2 separate regions of the Mus musculus genome follow, and region 1 is linked to region 2. The links are chromatin loops, found by intact Hi-C in ENCODE. Cell type or tissue: left cerebral cortex. All regions are shown on one strand. Each heading gives the region's core, and the rest is flanking DNA. Links, peaks and the distances in the headings are about the cores only. Region 1 holds the start of Evi2 (ecotropic viral integration site 2). Region 2 holds the start of AU040972 (expressed sequence AU040972).

The links. Hi-C counts contacts between places; a loop is a spot of excess contacts. Peaks named below come from ENCODE experiments on the same cell type or tissue, not always from the same donor. Only the 100,000 strongest peaks of a DNase experiment are listed, where the experiment ranks them.
Region 1: it touches region 2 in a loop (2.2-fold over the local background); 3 of 42 quality-filtered maps call a loop at or near these places.

Annotation. Positions count from the first base shown.
Region 1 is chr11:79,525,728-79,541,212 of GRCm38, reverse strand. It overlaps Nf1 (neurofibromin 1), which reads right to left. Exons shown (of 58, transcript NM_010897.2): 37 at 5,178-5,610; 38 at 4,080-4,420; 39 at 681-883. Evi2 (ecotropic viral integration site 2) reads left to right here and starts at 10,604. Exons shown (of 4, transcript NM_146023.4): 1 at 10,604-10,844; 2 at 13,411-13,631. It overlaps Evi2a (ecotropic viral integration site 2a), which reads left to right and starts at 10,604. Exons shown (of 2, transcript NM_010161.3): 1 at 10,604-10,844; 2 at 13,411-14,653. The coding sequence starts at 13,431. The coding sequence ends at 14,102. In left cerebral cortex, for the core only: no CTCF peak of the experiment used is centred there; DNase peaks (open chromatin) are centred at 6,854, 7,164, 10,268 and 10,641; H3K4me3 peaks cover 705 bases; H3K27ac peaks cover 2,305 bases.
Region 2 is chr11:79,479,553-79,495,037 of GRCm38, reverse strand. The region is part of intron 36 of Nf1 (neurofibromin 1); the gene reads right to left. AU040972 (expressed sequence AU040972) reads left to right here and starts at 11,007. Exons shown (of 4, transcript NR_045305.1): 1 at 11,007-11,092; 2 at 11,320-11,400; 3 at 11,474-11,654; 4 at 12,626-13,315. In left cerebral cortex, for the core only: no CTCF peak of the experiment used is centred there; a DNase peak (open chromatin) is centred at 7,525.

The DNA.
Region 1 (15,485 bases), core at 2,972-10,971, 47 kb before region 2:
GAATCAAACCAGGGTCCTATGCAAGAGTAACCTGTGCTTTCAACCACTGAGCCATCTCTCCAGCTCCAATCAGACACAGTCTTGATGAACTGTTAAAGCACTTAATCACCTAATACTGAGATATTAAGATATGATTTTGAATGCAGAATGCAGGGGGAAAAGCTGTATGTATTATATGGAGAAGAAAATGTCAGCAACTAAGCCAGGCAAAGATCAGCAGCTATGTTAGTACAGGGTATGAAGGAGGACAGATGTTAAAAAGAATAAATATTAAATTAATGAAATTTATTAAAACAAACTCAGTGCTGACTCTGGATCTGGCATCATCTACCAACAGATGTCCAATAAAAATCATAGTTCCAACTCAACTATAAAAGGAAAAGCAACTATTTCCTTAATATCTTATCTAAAAAAAGAAGTGGTAAAGTTCATGGCGCTGAAATAAAGAAGGAAATCTGTCCAACAGCCTACAGGGAAGAGGGTCCCACAGAGTTCTGATAGGTCTCTTTGTACATCCCACCAGGATTTTCTTTCAGAGGTCCTTTAGTTACAGGGTACCACAGACAAAAAAAAAAAAAAAAAAAAGCAAGTGAGAGACTCCTAGTAAATTCCCAAACAAAAGAGTTTTCTTTGAATTGTCTTAAAAGTCATTTTTAATATTAAGGAAAGTCATTACTTACTAGATTTGCTAAATCCAGAAATACACTCTTCCAAAAACTCTAAGGTGAGGTGTGGCTCATTGGCTGCGAGCGTCTTACTGATAGAGACAATGAAGAGTGTGTTGTTGGCAGGGATGCATAACCCCGATGTCTCTAGCAACTGACCTTCAATCTTTAAATTAAAGGTGCAGGTTAAGGCACACAGGAGATTATAGGCAGCAGACCTAAGAGAAGACATGAAGGAGATTGTTTTACATTTTCTTTGTTTGTAGTTACATTTTCCCCACAACATACAACTCTAGGTTTTATCACAAAGCACGGTCGATTCTTTCTCAGTGTTACAACTGACTAGAGGCAGAATGTGCGGCAAGCCCCAAACAGGAGAGTGAGAAAAACCAGTCCTGAAGTCAGCGCCGGACGAGAAGAGCCCAGGACACTCTTAAGAGGTGCTGGCCTTCCTAGAAATCTTCATGGGAGCATAAACCAGTAAAGATTTAGGGTCTTGGGTGATCAATAGAAGTAAATGACTGAATAAAGGCATGCCATGTATTATGAGTGAAGTCAACACTATGCTCACAGATCCAATTAAACAGAGAAGGAGAGTGAGGAGGACTCTGGCAGTGCACACCTTTCATCTTGGCACTAGGGAGGCAGATGTAGGCTATGAATATGAGGCCAGCCTTTTCTACATCAAGTTCCAGACAGTCAGGGCTACATAGCAAGAGAACTTTATGTTTTAAGAGGAGGCATCTAGGCCAGGCAGTGGTGGTGCACGCTTTTAATCCCAGCACTCCGGTGGCAGAGGCAGGAGGATTTCTGAGTTTGAGGGCAGCCTGGTCTACAGAGTGAGTTCCAGGACAGCCAGGGCCACAAGAGGCACCTAATCAAATAATGTTTAAAGTGTTAAAGTAAGGATAACCTCGGAATGTTTATGTTGTCCAATTTACATTGTAAACCAGAGGTTAAAACAAAAATTAACTCTAGTTAAAAAGCTGCAACTACATTTTCTATTCTATGACCTTAATCTATGATCTATAACCACTGGAACCAATAATGTATTACCTATGGTCTATTAGAACAGAAAGTATATTATAAATACATACATATGTATTTAAGCAAACTACAAAAATTAACAAAGTCTTGAGGTTTGCGCTGTAGCAGCTCAGAGGTAGAATGGTTTCCTTACATGTATGAGCCTGTGGGTTCAATCCCTAGCACTTCAAAATAACACGTGTCATTCCACCCCCACCCCACCCCACCCCACCAAATCTCAGGCTCAGTTTTTTTTTTCCATTTTTTATTAGGTATTTAGCTCATTTACATTCCCAATGCTATACCAAAAGTCCCCCATACCCACCCACCCCCATCAGGCTCAGTTTTAAAATGCAGCAAAACAAACAGCTGGGCTTCTCAGTGAACTTCAGGCTTTCACTACGTCTGAGTTTCTGACATGTTGACACAGGAGGAAAAGCTATGGAGATGGGACGTTTGCCCAAAGGTGTTTTATTTTCTCTGGGATGCTATCCTTTACTAACTTGGAAAGTGGGATGGTTTCACTTAAGCCAAGGTGGCCATTAGCATTATTTAACAGAGATGGCAAGTGGCAAGGCATTGTGGCACAGGCCTGTACCCCTAGCATTCAGTGGAAGCAGCGCCAGGAGGACTGTAATTCCAGGTTAGAAAGACAAAATACCCAACTGATAAACAATAAAGATCTATTTGGAATCGAAAAGTAAAGACAGGCCTTATAGCTCAATTTCCCTAAACATGAGAATACATATTACTGTCTGTGAATTTATGCTTATCTTTCTCTGACTGATAAGTCATACTATGCTGATGCTATTTTATATTACCTAAGAGTCATAAAAAACTGGGCTTCCATAACTTGGGTACGTGTCAAAGAGCCTTCTAAGGTAAGGAGAGCCAAGTACACATACAATTTACCAAGCCATCTGTGAGAGTCCATGAGGCCTATGGAAGTAACATAAAAATAAAAATAAATCTGTTGACTATTGTCCTGCTTTCCTTTTTCCTGAGATAGTCTTATTATGTAGCCCTGGCTATCCCACAGTTTGCTATGCAGACCTCACAGATCCACTCGTGTGTGTCTTCTGAGTACAGGTATCAGATACATATGTTACACATCTGACTTACAAATTTTAATTACATTTATTCATTTATGTACTGTGTGTGTGTGTGTGTGTGTGTGTTTGCACGCGCGCACGCATGCATGTGGACACATACAAGGAAGTCAAAGAACAACTTTTGGGATTTAGTTCTCTCCTTCAGGCTTGTGATGAGCTCTTTTATCCACTGAGACATCTTGCTGGACACATTTTTTTTCCTTCTAAATAAAGGCAAATTTGAAAGCTTATAAGGCCCAGCATAAACCCTGGGTTATGTTATATCCTAAGGGAGAGTTCCTGAATCTGAGAATTAAGCATCTCTTATCTAAAATGACCATATTCAGATATGTTCAGGGTTTGAAATATTTACATAGATTTTGCAGAATGAGCATCTATGATTAAAAGCTCTGAAATTGGGGTGGGGGTGGTGAAAGTGACCTTAATTCCAGCAAGTTCTTGGCCAGCCTGAGCTACACAGAGAGAGCTCGTCTTAATAAAGTGACATGTCAGAAAGTCTGGACAAAGTACATAAGAGATTTCAGATTCTGGAGCGTCTTGGAATTCAGACTAGGAAAGTTCTACCTCCATAAGTGAAATTCTCGACCTTCTTAAGATACCGAAGATAAAGAATCATCCACACATGGAAAGAAAAGGAAGAGAAAGGAGGTGGGAATAGGAAGTGGGAAAACACCATTCGCTAAGCACAAACCATTGGCCTGTGTTATAGACCTGACTGCAAATGCTACTGTCAAACCTTCACCTGATAGGTACATTAGGAAGGCATTGTTACCAATATTTTACCAAAAAGGAGAGTTCCCCACTGTGCCTGAAAGCAAGCTGTGTTACAACATAGCAGCTCCCCACCAAACCACATCTGCTGAGTCTACAGGCTGGGCTGTGCTTCTGCCTGAGCTGTGCAGCAGACAATGCCTAGGCGCCTCATGCACGATGCCCAGCAGTGTTCTCTGTCAGTTTCCAGGTATACATTGCCTTGCACTTGGCCACAGCCGCGACAGAACGTGGTATTTGACTGTGATGCTCTCCAGACAGTAATATTCTTTTTGTTCATGTTGCTCTGTTGCTGAGGCAAAGGAAGAGCACCAGAAGATTTCTTTAGAGAAAACTCCTGAGATGACACAGGTAGGACGCAGTAATGTATCCGATTCATTAAACTTTAGGCCTTCCCTTGCCCTTAACAGTGGCACTCAGTTAACAACAGTGAGATACTATTCAACTTGAAGTGAATTTAATTAAAAAAAAAAAAAAAAAGGAAGGGTGGGAGAGAAATACCTACCGTAAACTAGGGTCTGAACTGCCCAAATTCAGTAACGCAATATTAAGCAGTGTCCCAGGGACATCCTTTGGTCGAATCTTGGTATGCTGAGGGATGGAGTCAGGTTGTGACAGCTCCCAGCGGGTCCTGATATGAATGATAGACTGAACAATGGCTTCACATTCTTGGTGCATGAAGGTCAGTGGTGTGCCTTGGTTTGCAATGGTTAGAGTGAACTGGTTCTCATCAACTAGGCAGATCTCTTCGATTTCAGAAGCATAGTAAATATCATTTAAAAAGACGGATTGCCCCAAAACTTTTGTTCTTTCTGCTGAAGTTACCTGAACAGCAGTAGAACCAACCTGAGAAACGGTGTGAGGAAGGAATAGATTCCAGTTACACAGAATTCTCAGAAGCTCCAAAACCCAACTCATTCCCCCCCCACGCCATGTTAGCTATGAGATTATTTAGTTTACTTTAACACTTACTTATAAATACTCTCAAAAGAAACTGGATCCAACAGAAAAAAATCATTTTTCTTTTAAAAAAGGCCAAGAATTTTATAAATACTGAAGGGGGTAAAACTCACCACTCTGAAAAACCATGATGCAATCAACAGAACTATGTCGCCAGGTCCTTTCCATTCCACACAGCCAACCACTGGGCAGAGTTCAGTCTATAGCATTTTTTTTTTTTTTTTTTTTGCCCCTTACCCAAACTAAGTACCTTAAAAATTAATCTATTTTGTGTGTATGAGTGTTTGCCTGCATATATATCTCTGCTTCACATGTGTGCCTGGTGTCCTCGGGAGCCAGAAGATCCCTTGGAACTGGAGTTACAGACAGTTATGACCCACCATGCGGGCTCTGGGGACTGAATCCTGGATCTCTAGAAGAGCAGCCAGTGCTCTTAACCACTGTGCCACCACTCAGGCTTTATGAGAGTGTCTTGTAAGTGTGCAATTTTCTGTAGAACCACAATAAAGATAGAAGTCTTGGTCTTCCCACATCTGGATGGAACTAATATTAGATATGCAACTATGAGAACATTTGTAGAGATCACAATATAACCTGGTTAGTCAGGAAAGGCAACAAATATTTAAAACAGACCAGAGGTTACCTTAATAGAAACTTTGGTGTCCTTGTGAGCTAACTTGAGAGCATTGTGGAAAACCTTTAGATCTTCTTCCAAAGCCAAGGTAGCAGCAGGGAGTTTCTGTTGCTCATGCTCTATATGTTCAGCCAGCTTCCCAGGACAGTCGATGAAAATGAGCCTTTTGCTGCCCTTGAGGCCAGTCAGCAGCCGCTCATGGTATTTGGTATACTCCCTGACCCAGGAGTTACAGTTATAGATATAGACTGCAGAGACGTTGTCATAGGCAAAGCCAGGAAAGACAACAAACCACTTAGAGAGGAAGTCTGTTTTAAAGCGATTGCTAGGCCCAGTATGGGTAAGGTCCACTACAATTTCATATGGCTTTGCATAATATGGCTTTAAAGTCAGCAAGACATGGTATATCAGCAGATCACCATTGATCTGGCCAGTTTTGAACCTAAGGAAGGCAACAAAAAAAGGATAGATTGTTAAAATGTTCTGAATGTACAGAATATAAGTATTTTTGTTTACCTTTACTAATTGTGTGTGCATGTCGGTGTGAGCGTGTGCATGCGTGTGGAAGCCAGAAGACAACACAGCACACCCATGGGGGCAAGAGTCAGCTCCCCTCGCTCCCTACCAGGTATGCTGTGCAGACTGGATTTAGGTTGTCAGGCTTATAATGACAGCATCGTCACCTGTTGGGCCATCTCACTGACCCCTTTGAAAAATTTTATCGTTAATCTTTTCATATTTCTAGTTCTGAGCTTAGCCTTTAATGCTGAGCTATCTCTCTGGTTCTGATTAATTTTCTAAAGAGAACAATGATATAAAACAAGTCTTCAAAGTATGGATTTTTTTGTTTTATATTTTCCAGGCTTTAAGCAATAAGGATAAAGAGAGAAGAAACAAACTCCTTAAAAATTATGGCAATAGCAACAAATCTGCCTATCAAGAAAGAAGACAGTGAAAGACACTGGGTACTCCTCAGAGAGGCCAGTGGCTGGAAAAGATGCTCAGAAGCTGAGGCCAATCCATGGAGCTGACCTTGAACAGAAGGTGGCTCAGCAATGAACACAAAGACTCAAGTCAGGACAATGAAGCCAGAGGCTTAAATCCCAGGCTAAATCATAGTTCGAATTGTGGGGGTTTGAGAGCTTTTCTCCATGTTTGTAATTAAGAAAATACACAGCCCTGGGATTTGTTTGCTTGTTTATTATGTTTCAAAGACAGGGTTTCTCTTTGTAGCTATGACTATGCAGGAATTCACTTTGTAAACTCACAGAGATCCACCTCCCTCTGCCTCCCGAGTGCTGGGATTAAAGGGCTGCATCATTACTGCTCAGCCGAGGGATTATAAATTTTATCTTGGGATAGGAAGGAAAAGTCTTCCTCAAAACCCAAAGAGAAGGAGCTGAGAAGTGAAAAGACAGTCTGGAGTTTGGCTATAATCTGAGTCATAGATAAAATTCTCCCCCATGGTTAGATTTATCCAGGCTGTTCAGCTGTATAAGCTAATGTTCCATGTTTTGATTAAACCACATTAGGTCATACACCACGTCCACTTGGCTTGGGTCCTGGAAATCTGACTGGAGCAGTGAAGGAATCAAGAAAGGGCTGACACAAATGCACAAGCAGACAAGCTGGGGGGAGGTGGGCTGTGTGCACTCTGATGGTGCTGCACCAACAACTGCAGCAAGCCTAACCCTCAGGAAATGTATTAGGTACAGCGAGGCCACCTAGTCTTGACAGGAGACTTCTGTAAGTGAGCAGTCTCCAGCTTTACCGACCAGGGGGAAAGAGAGCTGCAATTGCCAACTTTGGCACACACTGGTCAACTGTTGGTAAACACTCATATTTGTACACCCTGCCAACATCCTAGGGACGAGAGGACGGCTCTGCAGTCCTTCCCAGCCCACCATGGGTGTATGGGGGTGTGTGAGAGAAGCTTTGCCACTGCCATGGACCTGAGGCATTCAAACACCATTCATTCCTCAGGACTTGATTTGGTCCTTACACATTCACCCGCAGTTTCCCCCGCTTCCCCAGGCACACTTGGCTCACAACTGAAAGAGCACAAGTAGGCACAGAAGGAAGCTCGGAAGAGTGCTGTGCTTGACTAACTCAGGCCCACTGTTCCTTATGCTCCATTATCTCTGAGTTATGATAAGTATCTTCATGTAAAAACTTTTAATCTTGTCAAAAAATAAAATGACAAGTTAAATTATTTTTAAAATGAAACAAACAGTTTAAGATTAAAAAGAATAAATGATAAAAGACACCCCCCCCCACCACTTGAGGCAGCTGGGAGAGCTGGTCATGACAGAGAGTGAACTGGCACCACCACCAGCTGCAGCACTTGGGAGAGCAGGCCCTGCACCTTGCCTGCTCAATATAGTAGAGCTGGCCCTCACAGAGAAGGCAGGTGGGCCCGCCCTGAGAGGGTGAGAACTGGCCTGACCCTTTGCTATCTGCAGCACTTGAGAGAGTGGGACCCATGCCTCAGCTGGGCTGACTCTGGAGGTGTGAGTACGGATAAGCCTCTCTGAGGGCTTGCGAGCAGGAGAACTGACGCTGCCTCTTGACGACGGCAGCATTAAGTGGGCTAGCTGCAGCAGTGCTAGAGAGCTTGCCCCTGGTGGTGTGGATAAAAAAGACCTGGCATGCTGATGAGCTTAGCTATCATCTAGGCTCAGATCCAGGGCTTTGAGTTGGCCCATCCCTAAATCTTTATTATCTGTGAACTGGGGGAGCTCATGAAAGGGACAATCTTGTTGGTCCAGACCTGAAGGAACTCCATGACAGAGGGCAACAATGGGATGTCTGGGAGGAGTCCCAATGAGAATCCAATACTGATGGTGTGACAGAAGCCAGGGACCTCAGAAAGAGACCAATGACTCATTGCAATGAACATTTGCAAGTGAAGATGTGTGAAGCACAGGGATATACTGTGGGACACACTGTGACATACTACAGCTTCCATGATGAGATGTTTTCTATGCTTTGTTTTGTTTACTTCATTTATTGTTTGTTTTTTATTATCTTTGGGAGTGAGGTTTGCAAGCGTGGAGGGCAAATACAAGGGCATGAGGAGATGGGACTGTGGGGTACATGATTTGAAACTCACAGTCAATTAAAAAGTTGAAAAAAGCTGGGCAGTGGTGGCGAATGCCTTTAATCCCAGCACTTGGGAGGCAGAGGCAGGCAGATTTCTGAGTTCGAGGCCAGCGTAGTCTACAGAGTGAGTTCCAGGACAGTCAGGGTTATACAGAGAAACCTTGTCTCAAAAACACCAACCAACCAACCAACCAACCAAATAAACAAACAAAAAGTTGAAAAAAGAAAAAGAAAATACACAGGTTGGCTATTCCTATTCTGAAAAACACTTTCTGAATGCCATCAGATGCCAGGGTGGACAATTCAAACCCAATGCTCAAACCATAGATACACTAAAGTGCAACTTTGCCTTCAGTTATATGTATAAGGTACATATGAAACAGACGAATTTTGTGTTTAGCATTCACTATCCACCTAAAATCTCATTTTATGTGTATGTAAATGTGAATATTGCAAAATCTGAAGGAAATCTAAACCTGCAAATATTTGGATTTAAGCACTTTGGACAAATTCAGCCTGCATGATGTAGTCTATATCACTCACAAGAGAAACAACAGAGGGGAAAAAAACAGTGTGACATTCAAAAGAAGGTAAGACCAACGTGAAATTACAAATATATAGGGAAAACTATGTAGATATTTTAAAAATCCAGTGTAGACTCTGATAGAAGGAAGTTTGAGCTGAACAGAAAAGAGAAGTGGGGCTTGAGGAGAGGTGGAAAGGAAAGAGTGTGTTCTACACTAACTAGAGAATGAGATCCACATAGGTGAGCTTACAGAGATGCAGATGTAAACAAAGGAAGGCAACAGCCGTGAGGGGCAGAAAGGCCTCAGTGTTTGCCTGGGGGTGGATATTTGTCAAGCTATGCTCTGTGGACTGCCAGTGTCAGAGCCCACTATCCTGCTTGCTGGAAATCAACTGGCTGGTACCAGCACAGGCCTACTAATAAAAATGTATGTAGAGAGCATGACACTTTGCTGCTTTAAAACAATATTCTCAATTTTGCAAATATTTTGGAATCACTTTTGAAAATATAGGCAACTTTTTTGACTTTTAGTAAGAATCAAGGAGGCTGTGGCATTGGTCAGTTGACCGAGTACTTGCCTAGTGGATGTATGAAAGCTTAGGTGCAATTCCTAGCGCTCAGATGGATGTGGTGATAAAAGCCTGTGATCCCAGCACATGGGAGCAAGGCAAGATGACCATAAAGGCAAGGTCGTCCTCAGCTCCATATTGAGTTCTAGGCCAGTTTCAACTCCACAAGAAGCTGTTTCAGGCTGCTCTTTATTGAAGGAAAATGGAGGAGCAGTGGATCTGGGAAAGAGGAGGTACGGGGCAGACTGAGGAGAGGAGGGAGGGGAAGCTGTGGTTGGGATGGACTGTGAGAGGAGATTTAAAAAAAAAAGGAAAACCAGCAAAACCCAAAAATATTCAAAGCTACCATGGGCAACTTAATAAACTTGACTCAAAATAAAAAGGAGGGGAGGTGTGAAAGACTTGGCTCAGCAGGTGCTGGTCATGCAAACCTGGTGACATCAAAACCTACATAAAGGTAGGCGTAGATAACTGCGATCAGTCCCAGTGACACCATAAAAATAAATAAAAATTTAAATTATATAAATTAAAAGTGGTCATCTTTTTAAGGAGATGAGAAAGTGTCTAATGATCCCTGGAGATTAGTGTGGTGCTCATTCAGAAAAAGGGAGGAGATGATCAAAGACAGCGTTAGAGATGCGTGACATGTGTGGGGCTAGTGAGGAAACAAGCACCTCAGAAAACCTGAAGGGAGGATCGTAGTGAGACAGGATCAGAGGGGATCTGCTGTGACCCAGGCTTCGGTACGATCAGCAGAACCAAGGAGATCATCAGAGGAGTCTATCTGATTTCACACAAAACCGTGTAATCCATCCCGGACGAACAGACGTGTCTAATCTGAGGCAATGACACAACTGCACACACCACACCCTACAAGCATTCTCTGGCCCAAATTCTGCTCAGATCACTGCTGCAGTTCGCAGCTTGAAACGGCAGTGATGTGTGTGATCTTCCTAGCTGACAAACACCTCCACGGACTCGGTGATCCTCCTAGCTGACAAACACCTCCAAGGACCCCACATTTATGTTTTCAAATCAGTCTGTGATATAAAATTAGAAAAGTGATTTTAATGCCACACTAAAGATGCCATCATGTAATTTCCATTGAATAATACTAATTTCAAAAGCAGATAGTAGGCATAAACAATAAGCCATAGGTGGGAGAGAAAAGGGGGAAGGGGAAGGAAAGAGGAAAGCCCTCCCCATTCAGGGGGTGGAGACTGGCGCTACAAAGCCTCTTGTCATCCCATTGCCAGCTGGACAAGTCAGTCTTTGCTTTCCCCGTGACATGTAGTTGAGTTGCAGCGGAAAGGAAATGTGTCATCTGTGGTTTGGTTTTAAGAGTGGAAAGCTAGCTGTACATATCCTCTTTAAAAAACCCTGCAGATTTAAGTTTCACAGTCTCCAAAGTATTCTACTTAAAATAAGAAGAGCAGAACTGAGGTGGCTTACGAAGTGACGGCTGGGCGAGCTCTGAAGGTAGGTAGCACATGCGGCTCTCTTACTCCTCCCACTTATAACTGTTCAGGTTAGTAGAGAGGAAGGGCTTTTTCAAAGGTATATACATATATCTAACAATGTAGAATCGCTATGTGTTTTCTATTCCACTATGAAAAATTAAGTAAACAGCATAATCAATTAGATCTAGGAAAAATTTATAATTATTAATATGGAATTTAAATCAGGATGAGGAAGGTCTTGAGTTTGTACTCAAATGAGTTGAAAAGCTTTGAGTTGTTGTTGTTGTTTTGTTTTTAAATTAAGGAAATACATTCTCATTACTGCAGCTGAGGAATGACCTATCTGACTAAAAATAATGAGACAAAACCAAAACCAGAAAATCAAAACTTTGCTAAGCCAACTTGGCCTCTGGGGCATAAAATAGAGATGTAGGAACAGTTTCTGTTCTCAGGCAATTGTGAGCAAAGAGAGAGTCTGATGGTGCCAACAGCTTGTTTACTAGGGCATGACAGCACATCTGGCTGAAGACAACCAACAGCAGATCTATTATGTTGTCCTGTGGTACACGGCTAGCGTGTACAACACTGTGATGTATACAGCACTGTGAATGAACTAATGTGATTAAAATCACCTACATTAAGTCATTTAACACTGACTGCATAAGTCTACTCTGGTAGGAAAGGACGGACACTTCTTACTAAATCAATTTAAAGTGCTTTTTTTTTTGGTATGTGACTGACGTATAAAGTATCGTGAGAATCCTACCATCCAACTTGAAGATGAAGCGGAATACTATCGCACAAAAGCCAGTGCAGTTGATCTTTAAGCATCTACCAACAGTCATAATCTCAATAGTGATCGGACCCCAGAGCACTGGGGGCTCCCCTCTCCACTCTGCGTATAAGATATGAATCAAACTGTAGTTTCTAACTAGCATCATTTACTATATGCTATTTTTGTCTGTGCAACTTAGCATATCTCAACTGTTAATCTCAACTTCTGTGCTTTATTAGCATTTCGATATTGTCGAATGCCAGAGATTATACCATAGTAAACCTCCCTGGCTCAAGTGTGACCAGCAGGGTGGTATCTGTACTACTTAGGAGTAGTTTAGAGACAGAATCTTAGGCCCTAACCTAGACCTGAAAAAAAAAACTCCTCCACATAGTCAAGTTTGAAAGTAACAGCTATAAAACAATCTTAACAAGACAACTACACTCATTGAGTCTTAGAACAGTCTAGAGTTTGCTCAGGCTCCTCTCATTTATGCTCTGAATAAAATATTTTTCCAAGGGTGACTCTGGAGAACAGGTATAGTATTATAAACACCTCATCTGGTCCTGGCTACCCACCTTTGCTCCCAGAACTCAGGAGGCAGAGGTAGGCTGACTTTTTAAAGAGAAGAAACAACTTATTTCTCTAAAGGTGTAGCCAAATGTCTCTTGCTAGGTTAGCTGCACTTGGGGCAGACATGACACCCCCAGAGAGACCTCTAAGCAGATAGCTGATAACAAGAGCTAAGAACAGAATCTTGTCCTGACACTGGCTTCTAGGAAGCTCTGAGCCCCAAACTAAACTTTGTTTAAACTAAACTAAATGTCTGGGAGGAGGGGTGGGACGAGGGCTGAGCATGCGCAACCACAAGGCTGCCCCTGACTGTCTCAGCCTTCTAATGCTACGGTGAGCTGCTCACAGTCAAGCACTGTGTTCTTGGGCCCCAGGAGCCTGATGAGTGATTCCTTTTAATTTTTCTCTATAATTTCTTTTGTAGATTTCTGTTAAAATAAGGGAGAAAAAGATGTCAGTTACAAACTGACAATAAGGGTGGCCACCTTTATATACCTCTTGAGAGCAAAGAAGTCTTTTGTTTTTCCGGGTTCTGGTTGAGAGAAGCACTGTGCCTCTGCTATTGGAAAGCCATAGCCAGCTACAGCAACAGAGGTGGAATCAGCGGTACTCACAGAGTTGCATCCTAGGACCAGAGTCCTCAAGCTGCTTAGCATCATGCTGGAAAGGACAAACGCACTTCACATTCTCATTTGATGCACACTTGCTCTCAGGCTCCACCAACCTCCACCCTCCCTCTCCCACAAAAAAAGCCACTTGTTATATCTTTTAAAACTTGAAACGAAACTTTCAAGGCCATGTTCTCCTTTCCTTCAAGATGAGGCTGTGCTTGTCAGAGGGTGGTACTTCTGTGAGAAGGAGCCTTCAAAGAGGAAGCACAGCACAAAAGCAGAAGCATCGGACTCCAAGCCCAGGTCCAGGGCACTCCCTTAAAAGGAGAATTTGTAGAGCTATGGTGCAAGGTTAAACATGGTCAATAGATTTGTAATGCTAACTTACAGCATTACAGAATGTACAACAAAAGTTTTCAATTTTTATGTACAATCTAAGAACAGAAATGAAAATTCAGTTAAAAAACAAAACAACAAATTCAGTTGAGAAGAATCCAATAACAAAAGGTAGGCATGGATCTCTGGCGTCCTTGTGCTATCTCAAGTGCAGCCTGTTAACAACAATTACTCCACGTGCCAGACACTGTTCTTCCACAAACTAACAACTGATATTGCTGTCCCAACAGATAGCAGTGGACCTGTAGGTATGGAGCACAAAGGACAGTACCTGCATCTTGTTTTCCTGATGACAACAGTGTGGGCCTCGTCGTCTTCTGGAACAAGACCAAACTACACACACCTGTGGGCTAGCAGTGTCACTGCCTCAGGTTCCAGTAATCAGAATGGCTCCAGCAGACATCCGAGTGACAATAACACAAACCTTGTCACTCCTGCCGTGGGTCACAAGGTGAGCGCCACAGACAAGCCTGCATCATCTCCCCCTGTGCCTTTAGCTTCCACATCTACACTCAAGTCCTCCACGCCCCATGCCTTCAGAAACAGTTCTCCAACAGCAGAGATCAAAAGTCAGGGGGAAACGTTTAAAAAGGAAGTCTGTGAGGAGAACACCAGCAACACGGCCATGCTAATTTGCTTAATTGTAATTGCAGTGCTTTTCCTTATCTGTACCTTTCTATTTCTATCAACTGTGGTTCTGGCAAACAAAGTCTCATCTCTCAAAAGGTCAAAGCAAGTAGGCAAGCGCCAGCCGCGGAGCAACGGTGACTTTCTGGCAAGTAGTGGGCTCTGGACTGCTGAGTCGGACACTTGGAAAAGAGCAAAGGAGCTCACAGGCTCCAACCTCCTATTGCAATCTCCTGGTGTGCTTACAGCAGCCAGGGAGAGAAAGCACGAAGAAGGAACTGAAAAACTCAACTAGGCTGTGGGTTGGAAAGGGAAATGCAAAGCAGCAATGAGGAAGGCAGAGTTAGAAATAAAGCTGGCTGGTGGTATTTCCCATCCACGTTTGCTCAGATGATCCAAAGTCTGACATGCTCTTTGTTTAGCGTCAGACCAGAAAGGGAGATGTATGCTTGCTCAAGGTTTATATCTGTTTCGTACTTCATATTTTTAAGAAAGTAAAACAACAGCAGCTAAAGAAACTAATAGAAATAACATGAGGTAATTAAACATTCCTGTTCAGCAGTGAATGACCTCTGTCTGAATGTACTTGAACTTGGAAGAGTTCTTTTAAGCCCTTAGAGCCAAGCAGATGTCAAATTCCCAATGTGTAGAATTCAACTATGTAACGCAATGGTACATTCTCACTGGATGAGATAGAACCTGTACCAGTTGCTATCTTAGTACAGCTAATATTAGGCTACATCTTTTTACCTTTACATATGGCGTAAGACAAGACTGCTTTTCTATTATACATAACACATTAAAACTTAATTTTGTACAATAAATGAAAACAGACTTTAGAACAAAGCTGACTATGTATCTTTCATTTATGTTGTTTTAGAATATGTTATAAAAATAAGAAAAACAACACAACCAAAATAGATCAGATTCACTCCCACAACAGAAGGCTATGAATAAATATAAAAATGTTTTAGTGTTCAAGAATAACATCTAAAGGGACTGGAGAGATGGCTCAGAAGAGAGGAGAGCACTGACTGGTCTTCAAGAGGACCCTGGTTCGATTCCCAGCACTCACACAAGCCTCAGAGCTGGCTGCAACTCCAGTTCCAAGGGCTCTTGGCTTCCTTGGGAACTAGGCATACACATGGTATACAAACATAAATGCATATACTATTCCCAACATTTTGGAAGCTCAAATCAGAGGTTTCTGAGGCTAGCCTAGCCTACACATTGAGACCCTGTCTTAAGCATTAACAACAAAACATAACAAATGCTTTAAAGCTGGTTAATGTTTAGAGTCTAAGGATGCTAAGTAACTTATAAATGATCAACTTCCACTTTTACTCTCCAGAGCAGCATGAATAAAAGAAAGTGAAGTGTGTGTGTGTGTGTATACATTTGTGAGTACAGGTGCTCACAGAATCTAGTTTATTCAGTATCACTCTAGAGCTGGAGTTACAGGTGATGTTGAACCACCTAATGTGAGTCCTGGGAACTGAACCTGGGTCTTTGCAAGAGCAGGATGTTTCTTTTTTTTTTTCTTTTTTTTTTTTAATCTACCTACCTACCTATCTACCTACCTATCTATCTATCTACCTACCTACCTATCTACCTACCTACCTACCTACCTATCTACCTACGAACCTACCTACCTAATTACCTACCTACCTATCTACCT
Region 2 (15,485 bases), core at 4,016-12,015:
GCCAGGGAGTGAAAGCTAATGTCACCTCAGTGTATTAATGTGTTAAGCAGATTCATTTGTTTCACACACTAAAAACTGCAGTGTAAAGTGAGGTCTTTAAGAAGCTCGGCTTTTAAGAAATGCCATTTTGGCTCAACTGTCTTTCTTTTGTTAAATGTGCTGAAGAACTGAGTGGCAAAATGCAGGAGAAACGTACTTATGTTTCCTCATCAGAATCCCTGGGTCACAATTCTGGATTTGTTGAGGTTACTAACAAAGTATAGAAATATATATATAATATATATATAACATATAGAGAAATATAGAAATATTATACAAGGGTATTTTAAGGAATAAGTTAGGTTCTGGGAAGATAGTACAGTCAGCCAAGTGCTTTCTGAGCAAGCACGAAGATCTGAGTTTGAACTGCCAGCACCTATATAAGAAGCCAGATATAGCAGTGTGCTGTAATACTTGCCCTAAGAGATAGAGACAGGAGGACCCTGGGGACTTGTCTAGTCAGCAAGTCTAGTCAAATCAGTGAGCTTCAGGGCCAAAGAAAGACCATATTTCAAAAAACAAGGTAGAAAGTAATAGAAAACAACATCCAATATCAACTCTGGCCTCTGCATGTTATGTGCATAACTGCACAGACACATACACACAAGGAAAGAACTCAAGTCAAATGTATTGACCATTTGTGTTTTAATTACAGACAGTTTACTCTGTCTTATGTTCACGAGTGTTCTGCTGCATGTATTTTGTTCACCACACTGTATGCCCCACATGCATGCCGAGTACTTAATGAGGCTAGAAGGAGACATTGGACTCCTTGGAATGCGAGTTACAAACATTTGAGAGCTGCAATGTAGGTGCTGAGAATTGAACCTAGGTCCTTTGGAAGAGTAGCAAATATTGGTAACTGCTGAGTCATCTGTCTATACATATACCTTTTAATGTGTAAGTAATTTTGGATCACTAATGAGCTCAGAAAGAGATATGATTGAACTCATGAGGCATACAGTTTCCCTTTCACAGTTATACTTCAAAGAGCTGACTTATTGTTTATCTCATAAAAAATATGACTTAACTTTAAGCACATGTGTATACATCTGTACATCTGTATAGAAATCAGAGGTCAGGTAACCTCATGTGTTGGTCCTCACCTACTACATTGTTTGAGGCAGAGTATCACTTATTGTATGTTGCATACACTAGCCTAACTGGCCTGTGAGCTTCCAGGATATCTCCCTGTTTCCACCTTCCATCCTTCAATAGGAATGTTGAGTATTACAGATGTACTCCAATGCTACCACTCTGTGCACTCTGAGGATCTAAACTCAGGTCATCAGACTAATCACACCAGGAAACACAACCCTTTATTTTGCATTATTTTGTTGCCCATAGTCACAGTTTCAACACAATGAGCACTTCAAAAGCTGAGGGAGTTTGAATGACTTTCAAATACTTGCCTCAACAGAAAATAAGCTCAGATTTAATGGCTTTTCATCAAGTAGAGAGGAGGAGGAGACACCAAACCACCAGTAAGGAAAAACAAAGATGCCATATACCACAATAACCACTGGGAAAGCTATTATTTGCCAACCAAAGCTTCAATGACCACTAACACATCTGAGCACTATATAGCATAAGACTATCTGGCGCATGGCCACAGCCATTCACCAGCTTATTGTGTAGACACTTGTGTACTTCCTCATACCAATGGCAATTAAGTAAAGTCATTGTCTAAAAAATAATTTCATCGAACAGTAGGGGCTAATATTCCCTCATGGTATAGCTTTTCTATAAGAAAACATCAAATCTTTTCTTGCTTCATGTTGTTTTGGAAGAGAGGCCCTCCTATATAACATATGCTGGCTTTGAATTCATTTTCTGACTCTGCCTCAGCCTACCCAATGTTGGAATTATAAGTTTATGCCACCATACCCAACCCTCTTGCTTTCATAAAAGAGTCTAAGTCTTTGTCCTGACTTTAAACTGTACCAGAAAGCTATAAGCCATTAAGTATGAACTTATATACACTTGTAAAAGCCAAGGTTTTTTAAAAAGCAAAAAACAAGCCGGGCGTGGTGGCACACGGCTTTAATCCCAGCACTTGGGAGGCAGAGGCAGGTGGATCTCTGAGGCCAGCCTGGTCTACAAAGTGAGTTCCAGGACAGCCAGGGCTATACAGAGAAACCCTGTCTCGAAAAACAAAAACAAAACAAAACAACAACAACAACAAAACAAACAAAACAAAAACAAAAAAACAAACAAAACAAAAACAAAAAAACAAATTACTTGGAGAATTAAGGAGATATTTAAAACTAGGAAAAATATTTTCACATATAAATCATAAAATGACCTTTAATGGATTTTAAGTATAGTTCATCAAAGCAATCATAAGTGTTTTTACTTAATCCAATAAATCCATAATTGGATTTACAAAACCATTTAAGAGGTAGTTTTTAATTTTTTGTTTCTGTTTTTTGAGACAGGGTTTCTCTGAATAGCCCAGACTGGCTATCCTAGAACTAGCTCTATAGGCTAGGCTGGCTTCAAACTCAAGAGATCCACCTGCCTCTGCCTCCCAAGTGCTGGGATTAAAGGCATGCGCCCAAGAGGCAGTTTTTAATTTACAACAAAAAAGAACAAACCTCACTATAAATAAAACTATATTAAACTTGGTATTTTGTCATCTTAAACCAAAAAAGGTCAAGTATGTTTTTCTATCATATTGTAAAAGAATGTGCTTTAAACTTTAAGAACACTCCTCCTCCCCTAAAATGTTGTGTTAGAAGGTGGCATAGCTTGAAGTACATTGTCTCTATTAGTGACTCTTTTTGTAGAGAACAATATTAACCCAGCTGTGTTTATTCTCACATACTTGCTCTATATTTTTTGTTTTGTTTTTTTGAGACAGGGTTTCTCTGTGTAGCCCTAGCTGTCCTGGAACTCACTTTGTAGACCAGGCTGGCGCCAAACTCAGAAATCCACCTGCCTCTGCCTCTAAAGTGCTGGGATTAAAGGTGTGCGCCACCACTGCCCGGTGCTCTATATTTTTAAATAAACCTTGAAAATATTCTTAGGATTATTTACTTTCAAGGACTGGATGCATTAGAAAGTAGATTCAACCACCTATCTTTACAGAGCAGCAGCTAGACTATAAACACTAATGCCAGGTCAGTCTGTATGCATTAATCACTAAAGCATCCCTGTGAAGTAATGCAACTGAGCACCATGGCAACTGTTTCTACAAACCAAGTATCACAGAAAAGAAAACCATTTAAGAATTCCTCTGGATCTCTGTAGAACTTCAATTCCACTCCCCCACCACCCACCTTCTCTTTTTAAAGATTTGAGATCGAAATAAGTTGACCATGATGAGCGTGAATCTTAGACAAGTTTAAATACTACCAATGAATGTGTGTGTGTGTGTGTGTGTGTGTGTGTGTGTGTGTGTGTGTGTGTGTGTGTGTGTGTGTGTAATCAAAAATACAACTCCAGCTGGAGAGATCGCTCAGCGGTTAAGAGCACTGACTGCTCTTCAGAAGGTCCTGAGTTCAAATCCCAGCAACCACATGGTGGCTCACAACCATCTGTAATGAGATCTGACGCCCTCTTCTGGTGCGTCTGAAGACAGCAACAGTGTATTTACATATAATTAAAAATCTTTAAAAAAAAAAAAAAAAAGTCTCCAGCCAGGAAGTGGTGGTGCATACCTCACCTTTAATCCCAGGACTAGGGAGGCAGAGGCAGGTGGATCTCTGAGTTCAAGGTCAGCATGGACTATATACAGAGTGAGCTCCTGAACAGCCAACGCTACACAGAGAAACCCTGTCTTGAAACACTGGACAACCAAAACAAACAAACAATAATAACAACAACAAGTCAGATTAGGCTTAGTGGTACAAACCTGTAATTCTAGCACATGCGAGACAGAGTCAGGATCCTGAGTTCAAGGTTAAACTAAGTTATAAAGCAAGCCCCACTTCAAAAACAAAATACAACAAACAAAATCTAGGTTTATTTAATTGCTCTGTAAAATCCCATCTCTATACTAGATTTTCTGGGTATATAAGGATATGTAAAACCTAGGAACTAAACATCCAACATAGAAACATAACATTATATTCTGTCATGGTCACTGTAAAATAGTAATAGAACCCACTGTGGATTAGAGGAAGCATTTCTCAGAATTTGCCTAGACAAACAGGGAACAGCAAGCATTTGGTCAGGTGCAGAGATTCTTGAATGCTTATGCACTACACAGGACAATACAATGGCATATGTACCTTAGAAAAGTTAGTCCTCAGAGGTTAACATTTGATCACCATGTTTCAACAACTCCACTTCTAGATATATAATTTAAAACCTGAAAACACAGACCCTACAAAACCACATATATTTATTTACAGCAGCACTATGCACAGTGATCAAAATGTGGAGAAAAATTCATTACCGGATAACAGAAAGATAAACTGTGATATAGCAACACAATGGAATACTGGTCAGATATAAAATGAAATGCAGTACATATGTGTGTGTGTGTGTGTGTGTGTGTGTGTGTATACATGTGTGTGAATATATATATATATATATATGTTCATATATATATGTATATATATATATATGAATGAGACATCACAGAGGAACCTTGAAAATTCGTGTGAAGTCACAAAGGAACATATACTGTAGGATTCACTTATATGATGTATCTACAATATGCAACCCACAGAGACACACGAAGATCAATAGCTGTCAGGTGCAAGGAAAGGGAGTGCTTGCTAATGGCTTTAAGGTTTATTTGGGGGGCAGGTGATCAAACTCTTTAAAACTGACTAGCAGTGCTCGCTCTTGCTCTCTTGCCTTCTTGTTCTCCCTCTGTCCTCTCCCTCCCTGCTCCCCCTCTCTCCCCATTCCCTTCCCCCTCTACATGTGCTCTACTTCTCTCCTGTCTGTCTCTACTATCCTCTCAACTCCGTTCCCCATGTCCTGAATAAACTCTATTCTATATACTAAAAAATAAATAAAAATAAAATAAAAAACAATAATAAAAAAAAACTAGCAGTAATGAAAGTACAACTCAGAATGTGCTACAATCGTGAAACTATGGACTTTAAGAGGCTGAATTTTATAATCTGTGACACATACATACAATCTTATTTGAGGAGGTGGCGACCCTGCTTAGAGGACTCAAGAGTGAAAAGTTCAAGTTTGCCCTTATTAAAGGTAAACATGGCAGACTGCCAGGGTAAGCAGAGGGTAAGATGGTTTGTAGAAGTGGAGCAAAATGTGAGGCATGGAGTATCAAATATGGAACATTCGTTTACAGATGTCTCTACTCACCATGATGACTAACAAGTCTTCTACCATGACATGAACACTAGATGAAAACAGTTTTAAAACTACTTTATTACCACTTCAGCAGAGGTTATGATACACAGGATGTGTGTTGGGCATTCTAAGTCTATGGGCAGACTCTGCTGCTTAGCTCGTCTCTAGGGCACTGGCCCTCAACCTTCCTAATGCTGTGATCCTTTAATACAGTTCCAAATACTGGAGTGACTCCAACCATGAACAGTTCATCATTGCTACTTCATATATACATATATCTATGTATATGTATACACACACATACACACAAGATCTGATAGGCACCCCCCAACACACAGAGGGTCACGACCTACAGGTTGAGAACCACTGCTCTAGCGTCTTCCTGACAACTGGCCTGATACCTTCTATAGCTTGTCAAAGCTCAGGTACATGTACTAGGCGACAGACTTCCAGAAAGACAAGCTAGCATGTAGCACCTTACCAAACAACTTTTGACACTGCTTTAGCTATTTTATGAGCAGATTGAGCAGCCCAGCTATGTAGGACGTGTATGAGATGCTAAGGATGAAGGGTTTATAATCAGACACAGTTTACAAGCGTGGCACATACATGTTGGATGGTATAAAAAGGAGGTAGATAATGGTTCTACACTTTATCTATTTGTTTTTTTTAAGACAGATCTCACTATGTAGTCCTGGGCTGGCCTACAGCTTTACTATGCAGACCAGGATAGACTTGAACTCACAGAAATCTACTTGCCCTGCCTTTGCCTCTAGAGTGCTGAGATTAAACGTGTGTACCATAACTCTCAGCCACTTGTTTCCTGGTTTTTCATGCATAACATACATTTTCCTTTAAAAAAAAAAGTTTTGAGAAAATAATAGTATTGATAGCTATGAGGACATGGAAAACCCTCAGAAATGGAAAACAAATGCCTTATGTATAAAATCTTAGTTAATAGTACATAAAATAAAACATTCTACCTGGAAGTACACAGCCATGGCCATAGAGAGATAGGACATTCTGGAAGAAATGTGCAAGGATGCAGAGATTAAAGCAACAGCCTAGAGGTCAGCGCAACATAGCTGCTGCACAATAATACTAACAAGCTACTAAAGGTTCTTACATTCACTACATGGTTCTTCACATTGCAGATAAGAATATGGGTGGGGCTGCGGAGTGAGTCTATAATATAGGGAATGCAGCATAAACTTCTTCTGAAGCAGAACAAACAAGACTTAGTTTAGTAAGATGATGTTAACTTTATTTAAAGCTCAAGAGATGGAAATACTGTCATCCACAAGGGAATGAAAAAGAGGAGACAATCTTTTCAAAGTCAAGTCATGCTAAATTCTGATTCCAAGCCCTAGTCTAGCTTAATGACTCTAGGATGTTATGGGCTGTGGTCAGGAGAGCACAGGTAATGTGGCCTTGGCAAGCAGTGTCTCTTTTGGTTTTCTAGGGAACAATGGGAGGGAAGAACTGTACTCTAACCCAGATCCACTCAGGCCACATTTGTTTCTGTATTCATGATTCCAACAAATTTTAATTCTGAAAATGAGTTATGTATCTATCATCCCTGGCTATATGCTTTCTTGAAAGTCTTTTAGCATGACATTAACAAAATACTGAGCTAGTTTACATTGGTTATGAATAACAAGTCACAACAAGTCAAAATAAGACTAGAAACTTACAGGTTTACACTGGTAAAAACCAAATTTGCTTGGAAGTGGTGACTTGCTCTGGAATGTGTGGTTTGTGCTTTCTTTTTGTTTACTTGCTTGTTTGTTTTGTTTTTCAGATAGGGTCTTACATATCCCATGCTGGTCTCAAACTCACATTATGCATGCGGGGAAAGCCATTTACTGACTGATATACCCCTGGCCCTAAGATAGATCTATCTAAACCAGGGGAAGCATGTCTTTTCCCTGTATTATATTTCTAAACCAAAGAAAATGGTGGTTTACGTGCAATTGAAAATGTTACTAAGAATTAAATCTAACAGCAGCCTGCCTTTTGGGATAGTTGTATATCTACTACCTTGGGAAATTTTCAAATCCTTTGTTTAAAAGCAATACTGTTCTCAAGAGATGGCTCAGCAGTAACGATTGCATGTTACTTGTGAGGAAGAGTCCCTAGCACTCGAATCAGGCAGTTCACAACTGTCTAGAACCCAGGCTCCAGATCTCACTTCTCTAGCCTCCTTGAGCACAAGCACCCACATGCATATACCCCCACACAGACACATGCACCTACACATATTTAGAAAAACCAGAAATACATCTTTAAAACAGGAAACACCAAAAGCCATTTTCTGTGCTATATATTGTCAACATGCTTTAAATGTTCAACTTTTAAATATAAGTAAAAATTCTTTATAAGCTGGGCATCGCAGTACATGTTTATAATCGAAACATTTAAGAGGCAGAAGGTGGAGGGCTCCCATAAGTTCAAAGTCAATAATGCCTACATAGGGAATTCCAAGTTGGTCTGAGCAGGAGTAATATCTTGTCTCAAAATAAGTCAATAAATTAACAATAAAACCCAAACCAAACAACTACACACTTGCAGCATGATATAGCTTTTAATACAGGGGGTTAGATGGTTCAGTGGCTAACATGCTCTGCCTTTCCAAAGGACTCAAGTTTGGTTCTCAGCACCCAAGTCAGGTGGCTCATAACTACGTATAACTCCAGCTCCAGGGATGCCTCTGACCTCTGAGAGCACCTGTACTAATGTACACATACCCACATGTGTGTGTGTGCACTCTCTCTCTCACCTCTACACATAATTTACCAGATTTTTTTCAGCAATTTTAAATACTTATTATTTATTTTATGTTATGTGTGTGTTTTCTTGGTGAGTGTGTGTGTGTGTGTGTATATCATGTACATTTAGCAGTCTATAGAGGCCAGATTCCCTGGAACTGGAGTTACAGGTAGTTGTGAGGCACCATGTAGGTGTTGGAAACCAAAGGAGACCCTTTGCAAGAGGAGCAAGTGTTAACTGCTGAGCTATGGTTTTTGTCTGTTTGGTTTTTGAGACAGGATTTCAGTATGTAGGCCAGACTGGTCTGGAACTTACTAAGTAGACCAGCCTGGACTCAAATTCAGAATGTCTACCTCCCAGTACCTCCCAGTACCTCCCAGATGCTGGAATTAAAGGCATGCATCATCATACCCAAGGATTTAACATATTCTTAAATGAATGGTGCCTCATTCTAAGAAGGTACACAAAAATCTTCAAATTTAGTGTATATCTATGACCCTGATTTGAAATCCTCAGAGCAAGATAAATTTATGAATTCAAAATAGTTGAGTGTAGAAGAAGATACAGTACATAATCTGTAGAAGTAAAATTCTAGTTGGTAGAAAACTCAATTTGGGACCCAAGAGATTCCATGAAAAGGATAAGGCAGGGCTTTAGACAATTACAAAAACAGTTAGAAATACCAGCTGAAGTAGAGCAGTTACCAGAAAGTAAATACAGAGAGGGGATTACCTAACAAAACCATCATCTCGTGGAAGGATGCAGGCAGCCATGGTGAACAAGAGAATACATTCTCACCTACCCTTTCTTTCTTCAGTCTCCTTGTATTCCCTATTAGTCAAGTGGAATTCAGAGATGAGAAAAGTTCAATAAGATTCTGTATTCAGATCCACATCTCAGGTAGAAGCAGGATGTAAAGTAGAGTAACATGGGATTTGGCAAACAGCACAGATGGGTTTCTATTATAAACAGCCCTCAAGTATTTCCAGCTATGACAACAAAAGTTTATTTCTCACCTCTACTGAGTCATTTAGTTCTACTCTCTTCTAGGGTTTTGAAGAAGCCCTCCAACAAACTTTGGAGAACTGGTTCAAAGCCAAACACCAGGCCAGAAAATGATGTACATATTGTTTTCTCTGGGCTGGATGTGATGGTTGTCAACTTGATCAGATCAGTCGTGATAACCCTCATGAAAATGGATCTATTAACCTTCTCATGTGGACAGAAGGAATGCTCAGGAGCCACGCTCCCTGTCCCGAAGGGTATGCTAGGGGTAAGTAGTTGCTGGAGGGAGAAGACTCCAGGCATGCAACTCTGAGATCCATCACTGATGGAGACAAGGGCTTTGGTGAAGCTGCACACTGAGTCACTGATGCTCCTGGAACACTATTAGCACAACTTGGAAGAATAGCTCCTTCGGTCTATCATTTCCCTCTTTGTCTAGAGTGAATGGAAATAGGTCACCCAGGACAAGTCACACAACTCATGTCACCAGCACTCAGGTACATTCCCAGGTAGTTAACCACAAGGCTGACAGGAGTGGTATGGCGATATGCTGGAAGGAGACAAGAAGCACAAATATACCAAGTCCAAGTCTCATACCAACCCAGGTAAAATGTTCCAAATAATTTGAGTGTCAAACTTCTATTGATTCAACTTTAGGTTGTCAAAGATGAGTGTATATATGACCTACCAAATAGAAGCCAGAAAATAATAGTGGGCTCTTAAATTTAGGCTGATGATTCGTGAACGTATGTTTATGACACAGAGGAAATAAGTCAAATGACCAATAGTTGCTACTTCAGACATTACTAATCATATCATTGGAGAGACAGAAATAAACTGACAGCTTTTCAATAAATCCCAGTGTCTCCTAGTCTTAATAATACTTACTATGCTAGAAGGTAGAGAAAATACAAAGAATAAGAGGTGTGCTTGACCTGAAGGCAGGGCAAGAAAAAACCCAGACTCTGATAACTGCAATTTCCTAAAATGACTAATTCTTCACCATAAAATTAGGGCATGTTCATACATAGAAAAAGGGTACTGACATCAGAGGTAGGCCTCCACAGGAGGAACTCTGAGCAAGGAAGGAAAAAACTTCAGACACAATGACAATATTAAGGTCTTTCAAGGCTGGATAATGGTAAATAATTTTTGTTTGTTTAGCATCATTAAGGTTAATAAAAAAAATAAGATAGTGAGAAACCAAAGGTTAGACAGCTAGTCATTTGGCTAAATGATAAATGAAATTAACAGATTACGAGAAGACCCAGGGCTACATGAGACCCTATCTTATAAAGCAAAACAAAACAAAGAGACTCTGAGAAAAAATAGGGAGAAAACACTGAAGTAAGTAAGGCAAGATTGAGTTGTTAGAAGCTTGATAATAAGCTGAATAGGCAGACTTGATGGCCACACTGTAATCTGAGCACTTGGAAGCGTGAGGGAAGAGGATGGTGAGTTTAAGGCCAGATGTTCAGAAGATTCTGTCTCAAAGAGGGGCGGGGAGGAGTAAAAGAATAAATTCAAAAGGTCAGGGTTAGAAAAACATAATTAATTACTGGGCCACAGTTAGCTCAAGGAGTAAACATCACTACAACCATTTCAACTCTATTCCCTAGAGTCAATTCTCAGAATAAGCAGGGAGTAGGAGAGGCATGGTAGCAGACACTCACTATCTCAGGCAGTGACTTAGTGCACTGCTCTGGTTGCCAAGAGGCTTCTTTTGTTGATTTTCTAAGTATGATCACAACTACCCTCCACAAGTGAGGTTAGAGATTTAGCAAGCATTTGCCTATTCATTCAAAGGAGGGGAAAAACTCAGCACAGAGTAAGGACATGTACTGGCTTGTTCCCCGCCACTCTCGCAGTGACTTCCTTGTGTACCAACACCACACCTTGTGTCCATTCCTGCTACACTCACGGTGCCTGCCATGAAGATGAAGCTGTTACTACAACACAGCCCTATTTCCCCGGAAAACACTGACTTCAGCTCGTGAGAGAGGTGGCTTAGGACATTTTTTAAAAGGAAACTTCTGTAATTGAGTCTCACACTATCACTTCCATGTCTAATTCTTTCTTTAAAGTGCCATGCGAGGGTACTTTTATCTTTATTTATCAACATTTAATCTCTTAAGATGTAAAATTCCTAAATTATTTTAAAATCATCATTAATGCTCTTACTTGGTTTGAAATCATGATAATTACAAAGCAAATTATATATTCGTCTAGTTAGAGTCAACCCAATGAAGCAATCCATTTGGGTGCATGCAGGAAGATTAAATGCAGTGAGGTATTCACTGGATCCTTTAAGTAAGTACATAGACTTTACAAAGATTTTATTTGAATGCCTTAATCTCTGTCAAAGTCTGCCTGTTTACACTAGATGTTTGGAAACGCTCCTTCCGATACTTCCAAAGAGGCGAGGCTCCAAGCACGTGACTGGCTCCTAGCTATATTATTTAGAACTCGGAGAGTGAGAAGAGACTTCCCTTCAGGATCATTCTCCAGGACCCAAGACAAAGGCTGAATTCATAATCTTCAAAACTAGTCTGCCAAATCAAAAGGTAGTAGTAACTCGAAAATGGTTAACTATGTATTAGAATGAAATAGAAGTTCTTGTATATATTCCTAAAATTTAAGTTTAAGATTTGAACAAAAAATATAATATTTTATCATGGTAAGCAGGGGTCTGCTTATTACAGGTATAGCAAGCTATTAGATTTGAATACATGCTAAGAGAAAAGTAGCCTAATTCTAGAGAGAGTACTGACCCTTTGGTATAGGAGCCTGCTCTGTGTTACCATTCATACCGGCTAAAGAACCTGAACTAGGATTCAGACTCAGGCTCTCAGTCTGCTTACTGTAGAATAGGCATCTCTAGACATGCTGTATGTACCCCTCGTGTAGGCTCAGCTGTAAAATGGCAGACTCATTTGTAGTCAATTCTAGATTTCCTTTTTAAAAAGCTATGGAATTCTCTTAACAGCTCGCCCTTTGCTCTCTTCTACCCCTAAAGAAGGTTAAAATGAAGGAAACCTTAGCATTGGGGAAATCATTTGACTTATGGTTGGTTTTTTTCTTCTACTTTGTTGTAAAGATTTAAAAGTAATATTCTAATTTGTAGAGCTACCCCTTAAACTACTAAGCGAGAAGCTTCCTCCTCCTCCTGCTACTCTCCTCTCCCACCCAGTCTGTCAGCCAGTCCTTCAGGTCGAACCTTTGCTGCTGTCCTGTTCCTCACACCAACCCCATTCTTACTGGTTCAAATGCCTCATGGTTAACTTGTTTGCAAAACAGGAAAACAAAATCAAGCTCCTTCTAGTATTCAGAACGCTTATTCCTGAAGTTAGTGACCTAGATAGAAAACAAGTCTGTTATCGGGTGAGGTTCAGAAAGGAGGGTTGTTATTTGGTCATTAATGAATAATTTAAAAGTCCATTTATATTATGTGAATATACTATAGAGATACAACTAAAGATATGTGATTGTCTATGTGTTTGTGAACTGAGTATTAAATTTTATGATCACTTTAAAGCAAAAGAAAACGATGACCAAGCATTCCTTCACTGTCACCCTGCTCCTCATGTGTGCTCATATTATGGGAACAATTTCAACAACAATAGCAGCAACAGCAGCAACAACAATAACAAATACCACCTCAAATTCTACAAAAAACTTGAGTCTTGGGATGACCACAACCACAACCACAACCACAACCACAACAACTACCACCTCAAATTCTACAAGAAACCCAAGTCCTGGAATGCTCTCGTCTTCCCCCAGGAGCCCACAGGCCATATCAAGACCAAGCCTCAATCCTGGGACAAAGCCCTCGGAGCTCATCTCCAAGAGCACCTGGCAAGGAAACAGGTCATCAAGTCCCTGCATAAACACGACTGCAGGGACTGTGGCAGGCGGGAGCACGGCACTCAGACCAGTCTTCAACACTCACTCCCTTTTTCTGTGCAGTATTTTTACTCTTTTGTACATACTCAGGCAGAAATGAGCCCAAATGCCTGCTCACTTCAGCACCTCATATTATTTACTAAATGACAAGCACACTAAGAAAATAAAATTTATATTAATTTACTGTGGAAGAAATTATTATTCTAGTAAGATTTGGGTTTGGGCAAGTTTTGTCACTCCCCACCCCTCCTGAGCTGAGAACCAAATCCAAGGCCTTGCACTTGCTAGGCAAGCACTCTACCACTGAGCTAAATCCCCAACCATGGCAAGTTTTAACTGTATAATTTAAATGTTACATTAATATAATCATTTCCTTCCTATAAATGTGCAGTGCTCTATTAAATGCCAAAATAAGCAAAACATCACATTTGTGTTTTAAATGTTTGCAAAATAGAATCAAACTCAAATGTCTATATTAAAGATAAGAGAAGAAATTATGGAAGAGGCATTTAAGCAAGGGGGCAGGAGAAGCTGGGAGATAAAGAGAGGTATGGGGGAAGCTGAAGCTGTTTTATATTTTATTATTTTTAATTAAATAGACTGAATAGCACAAATAGGGTATAAACAACAGTCTTTTACAAACATACCCATTTGTGGGACACCACTTTCATGAAAGTATGATAGCAGTAGATCATTCCAGGACCTTTTTAAAGCAGAATACAGTTGATCCAATAATAGGAACGTATTCTGAGTAAATATTGACTTGGTTCCAAAAGATTGTTTGCAAATCAGATGCTTAGAACTAAGAACTCATTTTACCTAGGAAAATGTCTCTTGACTGTTAGCTGAACTTTTTTTCCTCCCCTTTTCTCCTTCTCCCCACTTCCTTCTTTTTCCATCCTTTTCCTTCTGTCCATTTCCCATCTCTTTCTCTCCTTCCCTTAGTCAGAGTCTCTGTACGTAGTCCTGGCTGTCCTGGAACTGACTATGTAGACAAGGCTGGCCTCAAACTAGAGACTCAACTACTTCTACCTTGGGCTGAGTACTGAGACTAAAGAAACATTGGCTAGATTTTTATGTTTATATACAAGAATGGGTTTAACTTAACAAACTCAGTATGCTAACAGTAACAATTCCTGCAGTTATTGACATGGTGAGTTAGAACTTAAGATTAGGGCTGGCGAGATGACTCAATGGATAAGAGCACTGACTGCTCTTCCAACGGTCCTGAGTTCAAATCCCAGCAACCACATGGTAGCTCGCAACCACCCATTAAGATCTGATGCCCTCTTCTGGCGCATCTGAAGACAGCTACAGTGTACTTATGTATAATAATAAATAAATCTTAAAAAAAAAAAAAACAACTTAAGATTAGTTTGGAACTCAGTGACAATTCTAACTAGCTAAGCTATCAAGAGTAAAATGACACAGCAGAACCCAAGTGGACTGACTACAGATGGGTCATTTGGGAGTGCCAGTTTAAATATACAAAATAAGCCTTGTCCCCAAGGATATATGACTCTCCCTCACAAGGGGAAATGAAACAGACATTGGAGGTAGACAGAGGGAGTGAACTGGATAGGAGATAGAGTAAGGCAAGGAACAGGGATGGGAATCAGGTGGGGGTAGGGGCAGGACAGTTTGGGGAGAGAAGACAGAAATTAGCGGGGAGGCATCTGTGGGACTAGCCAGAGACCTGGGATTGGGAAAGGCTCCCAAAGTCTATTGGGGCAACCCTAGCAGTTGGGGCTATGGAGACTGAGGTGGCCACCTCCTGTAGTCAGTGGGACTTCCAATGGATGGAGGCATCAAGCCACCCACAAAACCTTCCACCCAAAATTTGTTCTGCCCACAAGATGCACAGAGATAAAGATGAAGCAGAAATTGAGAGAACAGCCAACCACTGACTGGCCCAATTTGAGATCCATCCCATGGGAAAGAGCCAACCCCTGATACTATTAATGATACTCTGCTATGCTTGCAGATAGGAGCCTAGCATAACTGTCTCCTGAGAGGCTTCATCCAGCAGCAATGGAAGCAGATACAGAGACCCACAGCCAAACATCAGGAGGAGTTGGGGGAGCCTTGTGGAAGAGTGGGGTATAGGACTGAGAGAGCCAGAGGGGTCAAGGGTACCCCAGAAAGATATACAGAGTCAACCTGGGCCCATGGAAGGCTGAAAAGAGCATGCAGGGACTGGAATTAGAGCCCCCTACACATCTGTAGCAGATGTGCAGCTTGGTCTTCATGTGGGTCCCCTAACAATTAGAGCATGGGCTGTCTCTGATTTTGTTGCCTGCCACTAGATCCCCTTCCCTATCTGGACTGCCTGGTCAGGCCTCAGTGGGAGAGGATGTTCTTAGTCCTGCTGCAACTTGATGTCCCAGGGTGGGGTAGTACCCAAGGAGGGGAGGCTCCCCTTCTCCTCAGAGAAGAAAAGGGGTAATGGGGAGAGGGATTTGTGAGGATGAAACTAAGAGGAGAGGAAG